Linked DNA regions of Homo sapiens: region 2 is linked to region 1. The links are chromatin contacts, found by Hi-C or POLR2A ChIA-PET in ENCODE. All regions are on one chromosome and are shown on one strand. Each heading gives the region's core, a stretch centred on a gene start or an enhancer-like site at or near the end of the contact. The rest is flanking DNA. Distances are from core to core; before and after follow the strand shown. Region 1 overlaps CRTC1 (CREB regulated transcription coactivator 1). Region 2 overlaps CRTC1 (CREB regulated transcription coactivator 1).

What was found. A loop is a pair of places that touch in the nucleus more often than their neighbours do. ChIA-PET counts read pairs that join two places held with the same protein, here RNA polymerase II (POLR2A). Pooled maps may share reads with other maps.
Region 2: a map of sigmoid colon shows a loop between it and region 1 (2.7-fold over the local background). The contact joins two enhancer-like sites. A Hi-C loop is called at or near these places in 1 of 168 maps with a recorded cell type or tissue (sigmoid colon) and 2 of 50 pooled maps. POLR2A ChIA-PET finds 5 or more read pairs at or near these places in 10 of 52 experiments (CD4-positive, alpha-beta T cell, Caco-2, H1 and 7 more).

What each region holds. Positions count from the first base shown.
Region 1 is chr19:18,699,707-18,702,406 of GRCh38, forward strand. The region is part of intron 1 of CRTC1 (CREB regulated transcription coactivator 1); the gene reads left to right. Among named protein-coding and RNA genes, the nearest start is that of CRTC1, 17 kb to the left of the region's middle. RefSeq lists enhancers at 361-1,207, 1,551-1,600. Within about 2 kb of position 1,450, at least 31 of the 41 ENCODE cell types and tissues checked have a DNase peak (open chromatin) inside an H3K27ac peak, as active enhancers do.
Region 2 is chr19:18,761,305-18,764,148 of GRCh38, forward strand. The region is part of intron 8 of CRTC1 (CREB regulated transcription coactivator 1); the gene reads left to right. Among named protein-coding and RNA genes, the nearest start is that of COMP, 29 kb to the right of the region's middle. Within about 2 kb of position 1,312, at least 14 of the 41 ENCODE cell types and tissues checked have a DNase peak (open chromatin) inside an H3K27ac peak, as active enhancers do.

The DNA.
Region 1 (2,700 bases), core at 200-2,699:
AGCCTGGCCTCGCCTGGCTCTGGGGGTGATGCCTCGTGGGCCAGGGTGAGGGGTTGAGATCTGGTCCTGGGATGGGGAGGGTTTTGAGCAGGGCAGTGATGTGGGATTTATGCTTTGCAAGGATCCCATTGGCTGCCATGTGGGGACAGGCCTGGGAGGAACGAGTAGGGAGCAGCAGGAGGCCTAGGAGGGGCCAGGGCAGGTGTCCCCCGGAGATAGTGGGTGCTGGGGCTCTGTGATGACCTGGGGCTTGGCAAAGGCGGGCTTGTGACAGACTGAGCCTCATCTCGGCAGCTCTCACACCCATGGATCCTGAGCCTGATTCCCCAGGAGGGTTGGCGACGGGAGGGTTATGTTAAGTGGCTGCGTCTTCCATCTCAGGGAGCCCCACACTGGGGAACGTCACCACTATAGCGGCTGAGAGGCTTTGGGTCCTCATTTACTACATAAAATTCCCCCTTCTCTGTACTTGGGTCCTGACGCCTCCGCTGGTCCCAGGAGTTTCACTCCGTGGGGTGGGGTTGAAGGGTGCGGTGAGGCCCAGAGGGGCTGAGTCTGCTTGGAAGGGTGGGCCTTCTCCCACTGCGGGTGCTAATACCCTGTGCCCATATCCTAGCCACCCTGTCCCTTATCCACATACCCCACTCTGGTATTTCAACAGCCCAGAGACCACCACGGTGCTTGGGGGCTCTCGGCAAGGGGGCGAAGCCTCCCTGAGAACTTCTGCAGGCCGCCCTTCTCTTCCCTTTCCTGCCGGGGCTCTTGCTGCAGAGAAGCTCTCTGCCACACTTTTTTTTTTTTAAATAAAAAAAATGAAAATAAAGAAATCATTTATGTTTCAAAACTTTGATTAAAATTGAAAACAGAAACACCACAGCACTTCCCGTTTCCTCTGCATCTGGCACCACTCACCTGGGTGCAGAGGGTGGGTGGGTGCATGCCAGCTGGTCATTCGCCCGGAAATCTCTGGGAGGAAGTATCAGCACAGCCTAGCAGGGCGCCTGGGACTGGCTCTGTGGGCTGGCCGTCCCTCTGGCTGGGGACACGGGGAGGCCGAGCGTGTCCGCAAAGACACGCGAGCTGTCCACCTTTCTGGGCTGCAGGGGTCTGCAGAACCTCGGAACCTCGGAGGGGCTCTCTGTCTGCTTCAGCGTCTCTTTCTCAAGTGACTGAAAGCAGAGGCTCCCTGCTGCGTTACACCATTGAGTCCTTTCGCATCTGTGCGCATCCCGCTTCCATCGCTGCGGGGATCCCTTCGGTCCTCCCAGGCAGGCGAGATTGGTGGCTGTAATTAGGACAGGAGTGGCTCATTATATCATCACAGAATAAATGCACAGACCCTGGGGATGATTTATGGTCCCAACAGCCTATCTTTGCGCCCAGGCGGCCTCGGCCTCTGTTCGGCAAGGAGCCCGCTAATCCCTTCACTGCCGGCTCAGCCGGGGCAGAAGGAGGAGCCTGAAGGTCCACCATGGGGTGGAGGCTGCCTGCTCGCGGGCCCGCCCCCAGAGCCCGGGGCTCATCACGCTGCTCTATGCGCCTCTGTTGGCTCCTGCCAAACAGTCCCTCCCTTCTGTGCCTCAGTTTCCTGGCTGTAAAAAGGGGGTGCTCACAGAGCCCCCTTGAGGAGTCGTCACATGGATTAGATGATGCATCCACGCAAAGTGTCTGGCCCCGTGCCCGGCCCGTGGTGGGTGCACACCTTGAAAGATGCCTGCTTGGCCGAGGCCAGCTGTTGAGCTGCTACTTGGGGCAACAGTGAGAGCAGGATCGCACCTTGTTCACCTCTGTGCCTTGGCCCAGAATATGACAGCTGCCACTGTGTGGCTTATGGGTCATCTGTTTAGTTTCACCTGAGGGAGTATTCATTGCTGTTAACTGTTTCTTATGAGATAGGATTTTTGTTTTTTGTTTTTTGAGACAGAATCTCACTCTGTCACCCAGGCTGGAGTGCAATGGCGCCATCTCAGCTCACTGCAACGTCCACCTCCTGGGTTCAAGCGATTCTCCTACCTCAGCCTCCTGAGTAGCTGGGATTACAGGCGTGTGTCACCAGGCCCAGCTAATGTTTTTTATTTTTTTTGTATTTTTAGTAGAGACGGGGTTTCACCATGTTGGTCGGGCAGGTCTCCAACTCCTGATCTCAAATGATCCGCCCACCTTGGCCTCCCAAAGTGCTGGGATTATAGGCATGAGCCACCGCGCCCACCGTTTTGTTTTTTTTTTTTTTTTTTGAGACGGAGTTTCACTCTTGTTGCCCAGGCTGGAATACAGTGGTGCAATCTCGGCTCACCGCAACCTCCTCCTCCCGGGTTCAAGCAATTCTCCTGTCTCAGCCTCCCGAGTAGCTGGGATTATAGGCGTGTACCACCACACCCGGCTAATTTTGTATTGTTAATAGAGATGGGGTTTCTCCATGTTGGTCAGGCTGGTCTTGAACTCCCGACCTCAGGTGATTTGCCCGCCTCAGCCTCCCAAAGTGCTGGCATTACAGGCGTGAGCCACTGTGCCCAGCATTTTTTTTTTTTTTTGAGACAAGGTCTGGCTCTGTTGCCCAGGCTGGACTGCAGTGGTGTGATCTTGGCTCACTGTAGCCTCAATTTCCTGGGCTCAGGCAGTCCTCCTGCCTCAGCCGCCTGAGTAGCTGAGACCATAGGTGTGTACCACCACAGCTGGCTAATTTTTAGTATATATTTTTTG
Region 2 (2,844 bases), core at 62-2,561, 61 kb after region 1:
TCCCGGGGGTGGCAGGCACCTGGCTTCCAAGGAGGAGAAATGGCGTGGCCCCAACTAGTCCTGGGGGGTGGGACAGGCTGGAGGGGCTGTGGGGGATGCACTGGGGGTGGGGGTGACAGACGCCACCTTGCTGTGCTCTGTCTTGCCCCAGAGCTGGAGAATGAACCGGCCCCGGCCCACTCCACCAGCCCATCCTGCCTCTGCCCCAGGCTTGGAAGGCAGCACCAGGCAGGGCTTTCTATGAGATAGTCACATGCTTACATTTGTAACTGGCGGAGTCCCCCTGGCTGCCCTGGAAGAAGGAGCTTTTGGGAGGGGCGGCCACTGGAGCAGGACAGCACCCCAATTGGGGGCTCTGCCTGGAGACTCCAGGGTGAAATTGGCCAGCCTGGGAGCTGGGTTGATGCAGGGAGTGAAGGAGAGGGAGGAGCCTGGAGGCGTTCCTGGCTTTGGTGCCAGCAGGGCCAGGGGCAGGCAAGGGGCGTGGAGGGTGGCGTGAATGTTCCTGGGTTTTTTGGAGGAGGGCATGGGGACTAGAATAGTGAAGAGGGAACAGGGCCCCAGCCCGAGCGCATTGAGGCTGCATTCTGACTCCCACACCTGGGCCCTGGGCCCTGGGCCCGCGGGGCTCTGCCACTGGACAGAGGGCACCAGAGAAGGCCCAGAAAACACAGCCGATTCGGAGGAGCCCTCTTCATTGTCTCCAGATAGACAGGGCCAGGCAGGCGGCATCCACACGCACCTGCGCAGAACCAGAAAGCTGAAGGTCAGCGCTGGGGCTGCAGGTACCCCTGCCCCGCATAGAAGCCACCATCTCCCAGCCCCTGCTTTTCCCCTCACATCTCTTCACGGCCACCAGAGCACATGGCCCCCTTCCCGCTGGAGGGTCCTTGGCAGGTCCCCAGCGCCCGCCCGGGAGCTGCGCACCTCCAGCAGGCACCCAGTCTAAACAAGCACAAGGAAACACACAACATACGTGGAAGCTGGAGCCGGCGCTGGCCAGAGCGGCCCGGTAATGCCTGACATGTGTTGGGTTGTTTGTGAACCTGCCGCCCAAGCAGCTCGCCTGGCAGGGGCTTTGCTTTCTGGACGCCTTTTAAATCAAGCCGAGCTGCCGGCCCCTGGCACACACGAAGGTGGCCCCCTCCCTCCTCGCAAGCCCACCCGCCAGTCAGAACGTGAGCTCCCTCAGGAAGGAAGACAGAGGCCTTCGCGGCCGAGGAGACAGTACCCCGCTTGGCTCCATCTACATTTCCCATATCCCTGGCTGCTTTCCAGAGTGCAGGAGGAGGGCAGGCCCTGGCTCCTCCTTCCTGGCCCAGCTTTGAGGCCGGGCGGGCCCTGACACCTGGCCCGCCCTCCCCTGGCAGCTCTCCCTGCCCGCTCCAGACTTCCCCTCCAGCTGGCTCTGTGCCTGTTCCCAAAGGTGAGCCAGGTTGCCAAAAGGAATTCAACAGCAAGGCTCCCGTCCGCCCTCCTGGGCCAACTGGCCTCTCCAGGGGTGGCCGAGAGCTCACTTTGCAGCCAGTGGAAGATTAAAAACTCCCTTGTATTCAGGGCAGACATTAGAGACTGGCAGCCCAAGGGCCAAATCCAGCCCATGGTATGTTTCGTGTGGGCCCACAGTTGTGCATCTGTAATACAGCCACACGCCACATCTTGACGTTTCTGACAACAGCAAACCACATAATCGGCAGTGGCCCCATCAGAGTATAATGCTGTGTCTTACTGCTCCTTTTCTAGGCTTAGACACACAAGTCCTTACCATTGTGCTACAGTTGCCTACTGTTTTTAATTTTTTTTTTCTTTTTTTTGAGACAAAGTCTCACTCTGTCACCCAGGCTGGAGTGCAGTGGTGTGATCTCGGCTCACTGCAACCTTCGCCTCCCAGTCCCAAGCGATTCTCCTACGTCAACCTCCCGAGTAGCTGGGAGTACAGGCGCCCACCACCACGCCTGGCTAATTTTTGTATTTTTAGTAGATACGGGGTTTCACCACATTGGCCAGGCCAATCTCAAACTCCTGCCCTCAGGTGATCCGCCTGCCTCAGCCTCCCAAAGTGCTGGGATTACAGGCGTGAGCCACTGTGCCTGGCCGACGGTATTCAGGACGGTCACCCTGTACAGGTTTGTAGCCTGGGAACAAGGGCCCTACCGTCTGGCCGAGGTGTGCAGAGGCTCTGCCATCCAGGTTTGTGTAAGTTGCCCTGTGATCCTCATGCACAGCCATGAAATCGCCGGACAACGCGTTTTTTCAGAAGTCACCCCCATTGTTAAGTGATGCTTGACTGTACTTAGAATCAACATTGAAAAACCAGGGGAATGCCCGTAGAACACCAGATTTCTGGCTGCTCTTGAAGAATCAGACAGCCCAGTGGCCATGGCCGATGTCTTGCACCTCGAGACGGGCCACAGTGCTCTGGTTTGCCTCAGGCCCCACCCGCCCCTGTCGTCCCACATCCATACCCTCACACGCTCCTGACGTTTGCCCCTACTTTGTACCGAGCCCGACCTCTGCTTCTGACCTGGGCACTGAGCATCTCTCGGCCTGCTGGACGCACGAAGTGGCGGACACTCAGGAGAAGATGAGGGAGTGGCCCAGGGTCGTGACTCTGAGTGTGCTCTGAGCAGGCTTCCCCCACATCCTCCCGTCCAGGCCTCTGTTGATGCCTCCCTGGACGCCAGGGCCTGCAAAGGGCGCTTGCTGCCTGGGGAGCAGTCAACAGCACCAGGCTTCCTCCCACAGTGCGCAGCCAAGCAGAGCTGCCAGGGCATCCGAGGGGAAGTGCAGGCGTGACCGAGCTCGCCCCGGTGAGCAGCTGCCCTGGGCACGGACAAGGCTGTC